Linked DNA regions of Mus musculus: region 1 is linked to region 2. The links are chromatin loops, found by intact Hi-C in ENCODE. Cell type or tissue: gastrocnemius. All regions are shown on one strand. Each heading gives the region's core, and the rest is flanking DNA. Links, peaks and the distances in the headings are about the cores only. Region 1 holds the start of Ftsj3 (FtsJ RNA methyltransferase homolog 3 (E. coli)). Region 2 has its middle 9.3 kb from the start of Icam2.

The links. Hi-C counts contacts between places; a loop is a spot of excess contacts. Peaks named below come from ENCODE experiments on the same cell type or tissue, not always from the same donor. Only the 100,000 strongest peaks of a DNase experiment are listed, where the experiment ranks them.
Region 1: it touches region 2 in a loop (5-fold over the local background); 2 of 42 quality-filtered maps call a loop at or near these places.

The regions. Positions count from the first base shown.
Region 1 is chr11:106,252,107-106,260,435 of GRCm38, forward strand. Ftsj3 (FtsJ RNA methyltransferase homolog 3 (E. coli)) reads right to left here and starts at 3,978. Exons shown (of 21, transcript NM_025310.3): 1 at 3,655-3,978; 2 at 3,479-3,571; 3 at 3,214-3,319; 4 at 2,680-2,726; 5 at 2,501-2,580; 6 at 1,656-1,755; 7 at 1,376-1,570; 8 at 1,183-1,298; 9 at 975-1,079; 10 at 794-894; 11 at 560-640; 12 at 322-471; 13 at 97-232. The coding sequence starts at 3,545. Psmc5 (protease (prosome, macropain) 26S subunit, ATPase 5) reads left to right here and starts at 4,079. Exons shown (of 11, transcript NM_008950.1): 1 at 4,079-4,108; 2 at 4,742-4,813. The coding sequence starts at 4,085. Gm23645 (a small nuclear RNA gene) reads left to right here and starts at 8,100; the gene lies at 8,100-8,207. In gastrocnemius, for the core only: CTCF peaks have their summits at 4,122, 4,330 and 4,836; DNase peaks (open chromatin) are centred at 3,311, 3,756, 4,026 and 4,828; H3K4me3 peaks cover 2,915 bases; H3K27ac peaks cover 2,284 bases.
Region 2 is chr11:106,387,913-106,396,241 of GRCm38, forward strand. It overlaps a transcript of Icam2 not described here. Among named protein-coding and RNA genes, the nearest start is that of Icam2, 9.3 kb to the left of the region's middle. In gastrocnemius, for the core only: a CTCF peak has its summit at 4,126 (motif pointing left); a DNase peak (open chromatin) is centred at 4,114; H3K27ac peaks cover 2,508 bases.

The DNA.
Region 1 (8,329 bases), core at 219-8,218, 140 kb before region 2:
AACACAACAACCAAACCCCACGATCACTCAATATATTTAACTCGATGCTTCCCCCGACCTCTGAGCCCTCAAACCGATGGCCCAGCTCTCCCTTACCTGCTGGCCACGGATGGTTCGCAGGGAGAACATGCCTGTCTCCCCCTCATCTGCAATAGAAACCCCAGGCAGATCCATCTTCAGCTCGACACGCTCCCGCTGCTTCCTCTGCTCACGAAGCAACTTCTTCTTCTTCCTGATCAGATGTTGAGGGATTTAACCTGCTTGTCTCCAAAACTTGAGTGTCCTTTACCCTTTTCATATACTCCTCCTCAGACCCCTCACCTCTTGAGTTCTGCCACTTCTTGGGCTTTCATCTCTGCCAGAGTCCGATTAAGCTGTTCTTCCTCTCTCTCTTCTTCTTCCTCTGGCGCCTGCTTTGTCTCAGCTACTGCCTCTTCTTCATCACCTTCTTCTTCTTCTTCTGAGCTGAGGCTGGCAAACCAGTCGAAAGGTGTGTTTATTTTCCCAGACACTTGATCCCACACCCAACCCTCCCTAACCCTGGCTACCTCCTCCTTACCTGATGTCCAATGCCTTTGCTTGCTCTTTCAGCTTCTTAGCCACATATCGCCGAAGCTTTGTTCTCCAATTCAGAAGAGACCTGCCCAAGAAATACTATTACTGACTAATCTACCCCCATCTTTGTCCCTGTCTCTTCCTTAAAAGCCCACACTCCAGATTTCAGGGTTTAGCCATAAACAACAAAATCCTGGTCCCCAGAGTCCAACATCATGTTGCCCTTACACCTGTGTACCTAAGTTCCTTTCGCCCCAGCACTTTGATGTCCTGACAGCATACTCTAATGTCTTCAGTTGTAGCTGGATGCTGTGCCAACTCTTCATCATCTATTGAGATCTGTTTGTGAGGGAAGGGAATGGGATGTTGTTCTGGCCATGTTTTCAGGCCTCCCGGAGACTCTCACTCTGGGAACTCACTTCGCTGGCCTTGGAGAGGAAGTCAACAGGATTGGCAGCTCGCAAGAAGTCCGTAACTGAGGTTCGGTGATAAAGAGTAAGGTCACCTTCGGCATAGCCTTCAGCCTTAGGAAGAGAAATAAAGATAATTACTAGACAGTCGCTTCTTAGATAATCAAGTTCTCCCAGTTTCAGAATCCATTTCTTACAACAGTAACAACAAAACCACCTTTGGCTTCTTCTTTGTCACCAACTCAGTAACAGTTTTAGCCTGAACTTCAACCTCCTTAAAGGCAAACTTGGGATCAAAGAATTTAGCATCAACCTTGTCCGGAGCCAGGAATCCTAAAAGGAGAAGATAGATTAAATAAAAGTTTGCTTTCATAATTAGGTTGTGTCAAGAGGAAGGAATAACGTCTCACCTTGACAGACTACAAAGATTTCTGCAGATTCATGGCGAGAGGCTTGGGGCTTCGTGGCCTGGACACGGTGGAACAGCTGCTGGAAGATCCACAGCAAGGGCTGATAGTCTCGGGAACGAAAGACTTTTGTGATGAAACAACCACCACGGGCCAAAAAATCACAAGCCAAACGCAGAGCCATCAGAGTTAGGTGAGCTGTAGGACGGAAACAGTCAGGGAACCTCTGCAGCCTTTCGATGTGCTACCTCCACCCTCACCTCCAAGCCCACATTCCCTGTACCTTGGGAGTAAGCGTCATGGACCCAACTAGCCCCCACATTGGGAGCCCCATCATTGAGCACAACATCAACTTTCCAGGTCTTCAGCTCCTTCCTCAGGGCCTAATGAAAGTAAAGGGGTTCTAGCAATGGAAACACAGTAACTGCTAAGAACAGAACTCTGGTTCAGTCATCTGTCTAGTCATGCACTGAGCGCCCACCAGTGCCAACATCCTGCACCAGGTACTAGGGATGCAACAGCAACAAAAAATATACATCTTCCCCAAGCTTAGAATTAGTTCCCTGGAAAGAATTTTTCTGAAGATAGATCTCTCATCCTTCCACCAATTCACAGTACTATCCCTGCCAGGCACGGTGGCACTCGACTGCAATCCCAGAGGCAGAGGGAGAGAGACTGCAAGATCAAGGCCAAACTAGGCTATGTACTCAGCTCCACATCAGTGTGGGCTACACAGTTAGAAGCTATCCTAAAGTACACAGCAAGACTCTATCTCAGGGAAAAACAAAAACACTTGATTGTAAATAAAGATGGAAATGTACACAAGGATTGTCAGTCTTTTTGGCCACGTGCTTGAAACCATGGTAAATTGGGAAGTGTTTCATTCACTCTTCAGAGGCAATGACAGCCAGGCACTAGTGGCACACCCCTTTAATCCCAGCACTTGGGAGGCAGAGGCAGGCAGATTTCTGAGTTCAAGGCCAGCCTGGTCTACAGAGTGAGTTCCAGGACAGCCAGGGCTACACAGAGAAACCCTGTCTCGAAAGACCACACACACTAAATAAATAAATAAGTAGGCAATGACACCAGCACATAAAGAGGAAAGAAAAGAAGGAGAGGTCTTATTACCTGCCTACAGCGTTCTGTTGTGATATCCTCCTGGAGAGTCACCACATTGGGGAGAGGCTTGATTGGAACGAGGTCCACTCCTAAAAGATGTTAACTCAGTATTACAGGGTGGAGGAAGATGTAGGACAAAATTAGTACCTAACCCACCCCTCCCCCTCAAATACCCAAGAGTCACCCACCTACAATAAGACTGGATACAGGCATAAACTTGGCAGCCACCTGCAGCCTGTGAAAGAGACAGATTTAAATACCTTTCATCCTCCCTTGGCAAGGTGACTTCTCATCCCCTTAAGAGGCACCTGTTAAGTGTAGTGGCCAAATGTCTATGCATACATTCAAGAAGCAACCTGCTGGGCATGGCAACACAGGGCTGCATTACCAGCCACTAAGGAGGGCAAGAGATTAAGACCAAAAGTTCAAGGCCATCCTTGGCAATTTTTCAGCGTCCCTGTCTCAAAATAAAGCAATTGGAGATATAACTCGGTGGTGGAGGGGCTGCCTAGCATGAGTTAAGTCCTTAGCATGAGTTAAGTCCTTAGGTTCAGTACCACAAGAGGGGGAAAATGACGCTCCCTTCCAAAATTTGAGAGAGACACATACTATGGAATATTTAATCTGAATTGTGTAATCGGATTCCCATCCTCCCCGAAAAGCAACTCAAAGCCAACCAGTGCCAGGAACGTGTCATCATAGCAGCCCCTGCCAAACGTTACCATCCGCCAGGCGCAGCACACAGGTCCAACAAGGCCCGGGCTTTCTGCAGGAACTGAAAGCGGCGATTGAGCTGGATCAGTTTGAAGGCAGAGCGCGAACGATAACCTGGATCGTGGAGAGTGGGTGTATAAGGCAATACCGTCTACGGAGGCCTTTCCCAGGAGGAAAGCCTCACAATCCCATAACCCCCTCGAAGGAAAAGGAACTCGGGACTAGAAGAAGCGAAAAGACGGGGATGTTGTTCCTCAGCGCGAACCCACTCACCAGTCTCCTTGGCCAAGTGATAGAACTTGTCCCGCCGGCTCTTGCCTACTTTGCCTTTCTTGCCCATGGCGGGATGGGGGAGTATCACTCACTCTGGGGAGAAAGAAAAAGGTGAGATCGTCTTTCCGAGCACTGGATCTCGCTTCGGTTCCTCAGGCGGTGGAGCAATCACTTACCCAGACGTTAGATAGCCCTTAACTCCGCAGGTTTTCAACTCTTAGGAAGCAGCACATGTAGGCAGTAATCGTACTTCCGCTTCTGCGCGCGTTTCCTACATTCCTGGCGTCATGATTTCCGCCATTTTGAGTGTGGCCAAAATTTTTTTGTCAGCAGGCCTTACAAGTTAAAAGTAGAGGCTAGGAAGTAGAGTGCAATAACTCGTATCCTAAACGCTAGGAAGCATCAACCAGAAGTTCTATATCTCTTCACAAAACTAGTGACCTCCAGTAGAGCCTCTACTAATACAGCCACTGTGTTTGTATCGCCACACACCCCGCCCATTGACCCGGAACTGTTCTCGGTGGTGACCCAGGGCGCATGCTTTCGCCTCCGCGCCTGCGCGATAGAGTGACTTGGATGCCGGCGATCCCTGCCGAGAGAGGGAAGATGGCGCTTGATGGGCCAGAGCAGGTAAGGATTCTGCCGCGGCGGCTGGGCGGCATCCAAGCTGAGTGTGGAGTGCACAAAATCTGAAGTGAGGGGTGGCCACGAGCGAGAGGGTCCAGTGGATCAGGGGTGGGTGGATCACGTCAGACCGGACTCTGCCTGGGACTGGATCTGCTGTGTCAGCGCCGCCCTGAGGAAAGCAGGACAGGGGTGGGTGGAAACTGAATGAAGCTGGCAAGCCGGAATGGCCTGGGCTTCGACCTGGACTTGGTCCCTCTGTTCTGCCTTTGTCTGTAGTAGTTAAACCCTGGGGATGTGTAGCTCTAGCCACAGGGCAGTGCGCTCGGTGGGTATATGGCCCCTTGAGACTCCTAAAAGTCCTCGAAGGTAGGCGGTAATTGCATCCTTGTAGTGGATTCAGAAATGAAGGCTTAGAACCAAGAACTAAGCCTCCGAAGTTCAAACACACAGACCTCGCCCATCGAGATACCAGTTTCTGAGGAAAAGGGAATGGTATTTTCCTGACCTTGTTTCTTAAGCTATATGGTAGAGTGCCTCGAAAATACTTTGGCTTTACCCTTTAGTACTTTATGCCTTTTCTTTTTCTTTTCTTTTCTTTTCTTCTTTTTTTTTTTTAACACTTACACTTGTCTTCAGATGGAACTGGAAGAGGGGAAGGCAGGCAGTGGACTCCGTCAATATTATCTGTCCAAGATTGAAGAACTCCAGGTGAGTACAGACAGCAAAGGGAGCTAGTGGAGGACGGGAGCTGGTAGGTGCAGATTTCTCTGTGTCCTTTTTCCACTGGGAGTGCAGCAAAGAGTTCTTTTCCAATGTTGTTCGTTTGCAGCTCTTTGCTTGTCTGTTTCTTATGTGTATATGTATATATGCCTGCGTAAGCTTATGTGTATCACATATATACAGATGTCTGTGCAAGTCAGAAGAGGGCAGTGGATCCCCTGAAACTTGAGTTACGTACAAATAGTTATGAGCTACTACAGGTGCTGAGAACTAAACCCAGGCCCTCTGCAAAAGCAGTAAGAAACCCTCTTGACTGCTGAGCCATCTCTCCAGCTCCTTTGTAGTCAGGAGGTACCAAGCTGTGTAAGGTAGATTGATAATCTCTTTGATGGGAATAGTGTTTAGTTAGGATTTTTTGTTTGTGTGCTTGCTTGCTTGCTTTTCCAGGTTTTTCGTTTTATGTGTTTGGGTGTTTTGCTTGCATCCAATGTCTGTGCCCTACATTTGCCTGTGAAGGCCAGAAGACAGTGTAGGATGCCCTAGAAGTGGAGTTATAGAAAGTTGTGAGCGGCCATGTGGGTGCTGGGAATCGAACCCAGGTTCTCTAGAGGAGCGGCTGGCTCATTTATCCACCTCTCCGGGCCCAAGAGTCAAATATTACACCTGTAAGGTTGCCACTCCAGAGCCGAGGCAGGAGCAGTGTTTTGAGTTTGAAGCCAGTCTGGATTACGTACAGCCCTGTCTGGAAAACAAAACCACCTACAGAGGAACCACTGGCCAAAGGTGGGAGTGGGAGCGAGAATGGGTTTGGGAGGGAAGCCGCAGAGAGAATGCCTGAACCTCAGGCACATTTGCAGTTCTTCCGTTTAGTTTACTTTTTCTTCTTTAGACAAATGTCTCACCATGTACCCGCAACTGACCCACAACTCCCCATGTAGACCAGGCTGGACTCAGTCTCAGAATTCGCCTGCCTCCCAGGTGCTGGGATAAAAGCATGAGCCTCCACACCCAGTATGGTTTTTATCCCTTTTTAATGCTTCTCTATGTGATTTCATCCCTCCTGGGTCTGAAATGAAGCAGGAGAGTGGATGCTGTTGTCTGTCTTCTGTTGTCTTGCCTTTGTCTTATTTTTGTTTATTTAATGGATTTGTTAAAATAGAATCTCATTGTATAGCCCAGACTGGTCTGACACTCTCCAGCTCCCAGCCTCAGCCTCATTAGGGTTGGAATTACGAGCCTGTGTCATCATGCCTACCTATTAGACTAACTGTTTTTCCTAATTTTTGGGTTTTTTTTTTTTTGTTTTGTTTTTTCCTAATTTTATATTTTGAAATCCTTATCACCACCACCACCCTAAATACTTAAATACAACCTGTTCAGTCTATATAATGTTACCTGTATGTATATGCTCACTTGGTATTGGATAACCAAATGGGGGTTCCTCCTTGGAGAAGTCTGTTGTCCTCTTAGCATTCCTCAGGAGCCCTTAATTCTTTGTCTAGGGTTGAGGCGCCATGAATGAACCTCTCCCCTCCGGGTTAGCAAGCAAGCCCGTTGGTGTCATCAATGCTCAGGACTTAATTTAAGCAGCCATATTGATGAGATTTCATGAGTGTGGCCTCTGACATTTCTAAGAGACAGTCTCCCAGCAGACTTTTGTCTCTCTGGCTCCTGGAATCTTGGAGCTCCGAGCCTTAGGTGTAGGGGTTGCGTTGTACGTGCGTCAGTTGGGACCCGGCACTGCTGAGTCTCGGTCTCTACATTTTGATCAGTTGTGGTTGTCTGTAATTGTCTCCGTTTGCTGCCAAGAGAAGTTTCTTGAGAAGGGATTAGAACTACATTTGTCTATAGTAAATGCACTGCAGTTAGGAATGATGCAGGTAAAGTGGTGATTGTAGGTTCTCCAAGATCCATAACTTAACTAGCCCAGGGTAGTTGGCTATGTTTCTAATACCAGGTGTGGTTTTCCTCCTGTTAAGCAGGCTGCAAGTCCAATTTGAGAACTGTTGGGCGCCACCACAGTAATCGCGGTTCATAGGCATCGTAGCTGAAGAGAACTGTTGGTTGCTCGCCCCCCCCCCCCTCCTGCCCCCGAGAAGCTTGTGTGGCGCCTTAGGGAAAAGGCAGCCAAATCAAGTGCTCTGGGTCCTGTGTGTGAAGTTGAACGGTGCCTTCAGCAATGGAGTCGTGCTTCACTCCTCGGGAGGAGGGGGCACCACGAGCAATAGAAATTGCCTGTGTTTTAGGTGGCTTCTCAGACGTGGTGGGTTTTTATTAACCAGTCCTGAATGGAGCATTATCAATCCAGATGGGAAAATTGCATTTAACTACAAGTATATCCACAGCTTATATGCATTATATATTATGTAGATAGTAATGCCTTGATGACTTTCAAACGTCCTTACTATCTCACCTTGCTCTTTCCTCCTGTATTTCTCTTCTTCCTGCTCTCTAATTAAAGTTCCCCCCGTTCTCACTTTCCCTACAAATCACTTACACCCGTCTGTTACACATCCACACACACACACACACACACACACACACACACCCACCATGGTTTGTGTGTCACTTCCCTGGTTTCTGCAGTCACTCCAGGCTATATACATACTTCAGAAGATTTGCAGCTTGGAACTGACTTCCCTTTAACTCACAGCAATTGGGCCAGAACTCAGGCTTCTCACTCCAGGACCTTCCCACCATACCATGTTACCTCTCCAGAGGCTACTCCTATGAGCAAAATAGTTTCTCTCCATTAGATTTTGTTCTTCCTGGACCAGTAGTGGTGGGCCTTTTGTGATACTTGCCTAGGGCTCATTAGGAAATCCTTTTTTTGTTTTAATTAATTTATTTTATTTATATGAGTACACTGTAGTTGTCTTCAGACACACCAGAAGAGGGCATCAGATCCCATTACAGATGGTTGTGAGCCACCATGTGGTTGCTGGGAATTGAACTCAGGACCTCTGGAAGAGCAGTCAGTGCTCTTAACCACTGAGCCATCTCTCCAGTCTCTCTTGTTAAGAAATCTTAGAGAGGACAGGGTCTTCAGATACTGCTGGAGAAGCTAAAGAAGCAACTTAAACCTGCCTTTAAGAGTCTCAGCAGCCGGGGGTGGTGGCGCACGCCTTTAATCCCAACACTTGGGAGGCAGAGGCAGGCGGATTTCTGAGTTCAAGGCCAGCCTGGTCTACAAAGTGAGTTCCAGGACATCCAGGGCTACACAGAGAAACCCTGTCTTGAAAAACCAAAAAAAAAAAAAAAAAGTCTCAGCCAAGTGCTCGCTTCGGCAGCACATACACTAAAAATTGGAATGATGCAGAGAAGATTAGCATGACCCCTGCACAAGGATGACACACAAATTCGTGAAGCATTCCATATTTTTATATGTAGCAGAAGATGGCCTAGTCGGCCATCATTGGGAAGAGAGGCCCCTTGGTCTTGCAAACGTTATATGCCTCAGTACAGGGGAACACCAGGGCCAAGAAGTGGAAGTGGGTGGGTAGG
Region 2 (8,329 bases), core at 8-8,007:
GAAACTTTTAGGGAGGTGCTCCACTGAGAAGAAGAGATCAGAATTCAGGCTTACTTAACACTCAAGAGGCCAAAAGTTCCCTGCTGCTGGGCTCCTGGGAGGGGAACTGGGGAAAGCCAGATGCTGTGACTTACCGCGTGCTGGCAATTGGGGATCCTGCCGCAATGTGGTTGTGTGTGTAAGTTTCTACCAGTTGAACTGTTAACTCTCTCAGGAGTCACGTGTTTCCTGTGCTGTGGTTTCTACACCAAATTAACATGACTTTAGCTCTACTACCGGTTTTTACTACACACTGTCCTAAAATATACCTAAGAAAATCTATCACTTTGTGGGTTTTCTTGGGGGAGGGCAGGATCCTCATCACATAGACCAGGCTAGCCCCAAATTCAGTTTTCCAGCCTCAGCCTTTTGAGGGCTAGCTAGGGTTACAGGCATGAGCCACCACACCCAACTCTTCGGTTGACTTCTCTAGGTCCTTCTGTGATGGCTTCATGTATTCAGCATCTTCAGGGTTCAGCCATGTGGCAGAACATCCTTTTCTAAGGCTGAGGACGGCTTCATTGGATACAGTGACCACCACATTTTTGTTTATCAGTTCCCTGTCCACAGCTGGACCCCTGTGATACTTGCACTTTCTAGCTGTTGTAAATATTGTTGCTATGATGTAGTATGCAAATTCCCATTGTCTTTTTAGCTTTTTTTAAAAAGATTTATTTATTATTATATATAAGTACACTGTAGCTGTCTTCAGGCACAACAGAAGAAGGCGTCAAATCTCATTACGGATGGCTGTGAGTCACCATGTGGTTGCTGGGATTTGAACTCAGGACCTTCGGAAGAGCAGTCAGTGCTCTTAGCCATCTCTCCATCACACACACCCCCATTGTCTTTTTTACAAAAACTTATTAGTGCGCATATTTATTTAGTGTGCACACGTTCATGAGTGCAGATATGTGTGCCACGAGACGCAGAGAACACGTTAGCTCTCTCTTACCATGTGGGTCCTGAGGATTGAACTCTGGTCATCGGGTTCCATATACACCGTTTTTTGCTGAGCTACCTTGTTGGTTCAAATTCCAGTTTTCAATTTGTCTTTCTCTCTGCTCTCTGGCTACCACAAAGTAAGTATTTCAACCCCCTGCCCCCCCCCCCCCCCCCCGCTCCCTGCCACAATGTTCTATGTGTCCACTGCCCAGGAACAACAGCGCCAAGTGGCCATTGCCTGAAAGAACCCTGAACTCATGACCTAAAATTCTTTAAAAGAGAGTAAGGACCTCTGGGAGATCTGTAAGTCACTCAGGGACCATCTTTGAAAGACATCGTGGGACTATGTTCCTTCCTCTTTGCGTCCCAGCTGGAAATGTGGCGGACCCCTATCCATGAATGCTTCAGCCACTGCAGAAAGGTGCGATTATATAATACTACAGAACCGTGCATTTGAAACTGGTTAAAGGGCCAGGCAAGTTCAGCTTCAGTTCTTTGGGAACACAAAGCTGTGTCAGATGGCTGCTTACTGCAAGTTACAGAAGAGCTGGAGGCTTGCTTGCTCTCCTTGATGTGCAGCAGCTTGAGGCCTTCAACGGAATAAGCCATCCGTCTCGTCTGTCCTCTGTGCTTGTAGCGGACACAGAGCACCCTCTTCTCTGGCTATGTCCTGCACTCCACTAAAAGTTCTTAGTGACTAAGAATCATCACCCAAAATTTCTTCAAGTCTGTAGCCTCAACTAGCAAGTCATTTACTCCAGCAGGGAGGTTTTGTTTTAACAAGGAGGAAGCCAGGCGCTAGGGGTGGGTCCTGGGAAACCAGCCAGCTAGGTTCACTCAAAAGCAAAGGATCTTGTCCCCATGGATCAGTTTCACAGCCTATACCGGCTAAAGCTCTGGCTCAGCAAAGTCACAAATTAGATCTTATCAGGAGTCCACAGAATGTTCAGTCTGTGAATGAATGCCAACCAAGAATGCTGGGGTCTGCTGACTCTGGAACAATTTCTCTTGGTGCTTTTGTGCCTCAATTTCTTCAAAGCAATTCCCCCCACCCCCCAACAAACGCCCTCCCCACCAGATCAGGTTTCTCTGTGTAGCCCTGGCTGCCCTGATCACTCTGTAGATCAGGCTTAGCTGAATGCAAAGATAGTCCTGCCTCTGCCTCTGGGGTACTAGGACTAAAGTCAGGCCACAATGCCTGACTTCAAATTAACTTTAAAATATCCTGCCATATGTTTTAGAGGCATCTGTTGTAGACATAAATTGGGGTAGACATCTGTATCAGTCAGCATCATATTTTTACAACAAAACACCTGAGGTATAATATATGTGGGTTTTTTCTTTTATTATGTGTATACGTCTGTGTATATCATGCAAGCCTGGTGCACATAGAGGCTAGAAGAGGGCATCAGATTCCCTGGAAATGGAGTTACAGGTAGTTGTTAGCCACCATGTCAGTGGTGGGAATTGAACCCTGGTCCTTTGGAAGAGTAGCTAATGCTCTTAACCAATTATCCATTTCTCCAGCCCTGCTGATCAAACTTAGAAAGGAAAAAAAAATATTTAGTTCAGTTTTAGAGGTTTAAAGTCCTAGATGTCGGGGAGAGGAGGCATTGGTTTAGCTTCTAGGAAGGACGGTGTATGGCAATGATGGACACATATGGTAGGAGTCACCTCTCATGACACTAAGCAAAGTCCTATAGTCTCTTTTGAGATGGGAAAGGACAGCTGGGATGTTCTCGCATATTCTCTACTCTAAACACACACTTGCACTCCACCCTGTAGAGAGCAATCGGGATATCTATGCTATCACTGGCTCAGCGTGGGCACACTGTTAATGGTTTGTTTATTCTGAGTTGATCCCCCACCCTCTTTTCCCTTGGTGGGTAGAGAAGTATCTTAATTAAGGTTTCTATTGCTGTGATGAAACACCACGACCAAAAAGCAAGTTGGGGAGGAAAGGGTTTATTCAGCGTTAACACTTCCAGATCATAATCCATCATTGGAGGAAGTCAGGACAGGAACTCAAGCAGGGCTGGAACCTGGAAGCAGGAGCTGATGCACAGGCCATGGAGGGTGTGGCTTCCTGGCTTGCTTCTCCTGGCTTGCTCAGCCTGTGTTCTTATAGAACCCAGGACCACTAGTCCAGGGATGACACCACCCACCATGGGCTGGGCCCTCCCCCACTGATCAGTAATAAAGAAAATGCCTTACAGCTGGATCTCACGGAGGCATTTTCTCAACTGAGGCTCCTTCTCTCTGATGACTCTAACTTGTGTCAAGTTGACACACAAAACCAGCCGGTGTAAGAGGTGACAGGTGTATACGTTGTTTTAGCAGAGTGAAGAAGAGCTAAGTAAATAATATCCAACGAACCACATGCAGAAAGCAGAGTAAGGTGTTGATCAGGACGGAGAAGGCTAGAGTTTCACAGTAAACTGGAAACTCATTGGCCGAGAGCCCAAATAAGAGGCTGTGGGTCAGTCTGGAATCCTGGGTTACACAGATAATTTGTAAAACCATCGAACAAGAGTTTGTAAATAGAGGCACACAACGGAGATTGGTAGCTCCAGTTGGTATCTGTGTCCTCGTAGCCTCTGTTCAAGGACACAGTGGCACCTGTACTGTTGCAGGGGTTCTTGGAATGCCCAGTTCCAGGATCACCTTCACTCTTCAAGGGACAGGGGTGGCATATATTCTGGCCAATGTTAACTTGTAATGGGAAAGCTTGTGGCTATGGGGTTATTAAAAAACCTATCAGCCGACGAAGGAGTTGGGTTTAGAAAGCTGGGTCCCTGGGGGGAAAGATGGTTCAGTGGTTAAGAGCACTCACTGGATCACAACTGTAACACTAGTCCCATTGGGATCTGACACCCTCTTCTGACCTCTGTGGTTATTTCATATATGTGGTATACAGACAAAACACCCACATACATAAAAACAAACTAAATAAAAACCGTTTGAAAAGAAAAAGGAAAGCTAGGTCTCTTTGTCTCCCTTGGTCTGGACCCCAGCCTCATTTCAGGGGAATCCCACTGCAGGGTGAGGAGTCAGATCAGCATTCAGGCTGGTCATGCGAGTGGCCACACTAAGAACAAGCCACTGCAGGAGATCTGGGGATGGACAGCACATGAGTGCCATCTAGTGGTGGAGAAAGTAAGCATCCTGCCACCACCTTCTCTAAAAGGCATGAGAATTACATCTCTGGGCTGGGTGGCTGCCCCAACGTTCCTTTGTGTTCAAAAGTGGATTGGGATGCAGACGAGTCCCTGAGAAACTGTGTTTTGAGAAAGGATTTCACCCTGTAGTCCAGGCTGGCCTGAAATTCACTGGATAGCCTAGGTAAGTTTAGACCTCATGGCAATCCTGCCTCAAGCCTCCGAAGGGTGTGAGTCACCAGGCAGTTTGGTAATCTTAGTTTTATTTATTTGTCTATGTGTTTTGTCTGCATAAGGGTATGTATACATGAGTCCAGGTGCTCACAGAAGCCAGAAGAAGGTATTGGGTCCCCCTGGAACTGGAGTTACGAGTGACTGTGGAATATGCCATGTGGGTGCTGGGAACTGAATTGGGTTCCTCTGGAAACCAGTATGCTCTCTCTCTAGGCCCCCGAGGGACTGTTTTTAAGGAGAATAATATAGACGTAAAAGAACACATCCATAAACATCCAGGAACTGAAAAGCTGAGAAGAGGACATGCAGACATGCAGGAGGTGCCTATGAGGACCAGGCTGGACTTGAACTCCTCCTGGCAATCCTCTTGCCTCAGCCTCCCCCACCCCACCCCCTTTTTTCTCCCCCCCCCCCCAGACAAGATCTTACTACACAGCCCTGGCTGACCTGGAACTGGCTATGTAGATCAGGCTGACCTTTAAACTCACAGAGATCTGCCTGCCTCTGGAGTGCTGCGATTAAAGGCAAGTATGACCACGCCCAGCCCCTTTTCTATTTCACGGCTAAATAAAACCAGTGAGCTCAACTGGAGACTAGGAGGGAGGATACACTCTTTCCTTTGGAAGAGCCCAAGACTGCATGTTTGGCAAGGGGAAAATCCAACAAGCACAGGGTTTACACAGCTTGTTTGCTTTTTTTTTTTAATTATTAACTGAATCTTTTCTTTTTATTTATCTTGTATACATGAGTACACTGTCATCGCTGTCTTTAGACACACCAGAAGAGGGCACTGGATCCTATTACAGATGGGTGTGAGCCATCACGTGGGTGCTAGGACTTGAACTCAGGACCTCTGGGAGAGCAGGCAGTGCTCTTAACCGATGAGCCATCTCTCCAGCCTGGGGTTGTTCTTTTTTTAAGCCAGTGAGCAGCTGCAAATAGAGTCATCCTTTGTGGTGGGGCCTGGCAGCAACCCTTTTGACCTCCTTGGTCGTTTACAGGGACTGTGATCTCTCACTGTGGAGGGAGAGACAGTACTGGATCCTGGCTTTCCCAGACTCCTTTGCTCCTCCCAGACTACTCACGCCTGTTACTCTGGAACTCGGTGGAGATCAGGATGGCAGTTCCTGGAAGTAGGGGCTGGGTGACTGACTGTAAGGATATCGTAGAGTTCTGAGGCATAGACCTGGCCTCCCTCCCAGTCTACTTGTCAGTCGCCTTTCTAGCTGCCCTGAGGCCAAAGGAATGAACTACTTACTTTGTAACCAGAAAACAGAGGAAGGGGAGGTGGCCAAATCCTCTTAAGGGCACACTTGGAAACTACCTAACTGTCCCCCTCCTTGCACCACCACTCACAGAATTGAGGTCTCTACCACCTCCCAGTAAGTGTCCTTCTGGGGACCAAACCTCAATAGGCTTTTTTGGGTCATGGAAGAGGTTGGTCTCCTGAGGATGTGGCTGGGTTCAAGATTTAAAACTTGAAAAGATATGACCACAAGCCTCAGGACCTTCTAGGCTCCTGAGGCATGAAGTAGGAGGGATGGTTAGCATCTCCAGTGTCTGACAAGATGTTCTGAGGCTAGTGAGGTCCTGGGGTGTGCGCTTTGTAAACAGTCCTTGACTTGGGGCAAGAGCCCTGGGAGCCTCCATGACTTCTCTAGACAGGAGGATGAGGAAGCACAGGGAGATTCTAAATGGACTGCAGGCTGCATTGGCACATCCCGTGGGGACATGGCTGTCGTGTGAGCTGCTAACATGGTCCAGGTTGGACGGTCCCTCTTCCCTAGTGCTTTTTAAAAATTAGTTATTTTATTTATTTACATTTCAAATGTTATCCCCCTTCCCAGTTTCCCCTCCACAAGCCCCCCTCCCCTCCCCCTGCCTCTATGAGGATGCTCCCCCCCCACTCCTGCCTTAGCAGCCTAGCGTTCCCCTATCAAGCCTCCACTGGACCAAGGGGCTCCCCTCCCAGTGATGCCTGATAAGGCAGTCCTCTGCTACATATCCAGCTGGAGCCATGGGTTCCCCAGTGTACTCTTCAGTTGGTGGCTGGAGTTAATCTTCTCTCTTCCCAGGTACCTTAGTCCAGAATCCTATTCACTTGGAAATCTAATTCCCACTCTGAAGTAGGTTGGTCCCAATGGGCTACCTTCCTGAAATTCAATAAAGGGCGCTTCAGGAAATTTCCTGAAACATTCCAAGGCAGTTTTTTCTTCAACAGCCCCCAAGGAGGATGTTATAGCTCTGGAGTCTACTGCAGATGCCAGCTGTTCAGGCCGAGCAGATGCTGCACCTCTGACGTGGGTGGGCCTGGCTCCTTGCTCTGAGCGGCACTCTAGTCTTTAAGAAACAAGGCAACTCCCAAATCTAAAACTACCTTTATTTGTGGTTGGCTCAGCATAAGTCGCCTTCATCAATGAGCAGAATTATAAAACTGTAAAAGAGGTAAAAAAATAGGCCGTTTAGATAATGATCCTCATATCATGAGCTTTAAAAATACACATAAAAGTTGTACAATCTGGCAGTTTATAAAATATAAAGCTAAAAAGAATATTTTAGTTTCCACAAAGAGGAGTGAATCACACAATCAGCACATATCAATTAAACAATTAACTGTCCACAGAGAAGACACATGGCACAAGATTTTTTTAAAAAATCATCTAAAAATTAACATTTTACCCAGACCAAATTATTCACCCTTTAAAGACAAGGCTACCATAAGGTGGCAGGATACAGTGTAACTTTTCCTTTTCCAGTTTTAGAATGGTCAGGGGTATTGTCCAAAATAGATCTGATGTGCTTTAAGCAAGTGCAATTGTAACCGGATATACTTCAGAGTAAAAATTAAATAAATATAAATAGATTCAATAAATATGTCATTGCAAAAAGAACTACACAAGGTCTTCGTGTTGGGATGCCACATAGCTGGCTGGTAATGCTTAGGTGAGTGGGGACTCCCCCATCACAATTTTAGGGACAACTGGGAAGGAATACTATACCCAAACACACAGGGGAACAGGAGAGATGAGGCCACAGGACTCTGGCAAGCAGTGTGGATAAGGCTGCTCTGGGGGTGGCTCAGCACAGACGGGCTTCGGAGGCTTTCTAGTAAGTACAGAAGAGACCAAAGTGCCAAGAGCAACCAGATTTACGCACGGAAATTCACTAGTTCATCATGAAAACCAAGATGGGGGGGGGGAAGGGGAGAGGAGGGGAGCAGGCACTTTGGCTTAAAAGAATTCAGACCTCAGGTAGAGGTCTGATAACCTTCAGGTGAAGCTGATGTCAGGCCCCAGATGGCCAACACCATGGCTTCCAGACAAGAGGGATGAGCAAGGACACTGCTGGAAAATCAGCCACAGAGCAGGGTGAATTTCAATGGCTCTCTCCAGGGTAGCTACTGCTTGCACTCCTGGCTCTTCCTACACCTCTGGACCATGATGATGAAGGCAGTGGTGAAAACGGAGCAGACCCAGAAGCAGACAAAAGAATCCTGGCACAGCTGGAGAGTGGGACCAAAGCCCTGCAGATGACAAGCAAGGGCCAGCACAAGACAGCTTGCAGCCAGAGATGGCTCTGCAGCAGTCACAGCAGCAACCAACAGATTAGCCTTTTACTTTGGGAAAAGGAGCTGCTACAGCTAACTGAACCGCATGCACATAAAACTTCCACAAAGTCAGGTGGACTGAGGAGAGTTTCGTGCCTATCCTCAGTTTGGTGGAAACCACTCAGCCATATCCAGTGATCTCAGACCTCCATCCTTTCTGTATTGCATCATGGGAAGAGCCTGCGGCTACTGCTGTATCAGGAGCAGGGGACACCTCTGCAATCAGAGGTTCACCTTCAGTCTCGAGATGGCCTAGTGATTTACCAAGTGACACCTATGTTCCCAAAAGTGCAAGTGCTTTGGTACCTAATGAAACGGCACACTTCCTAAACTGAAATTTCAATAC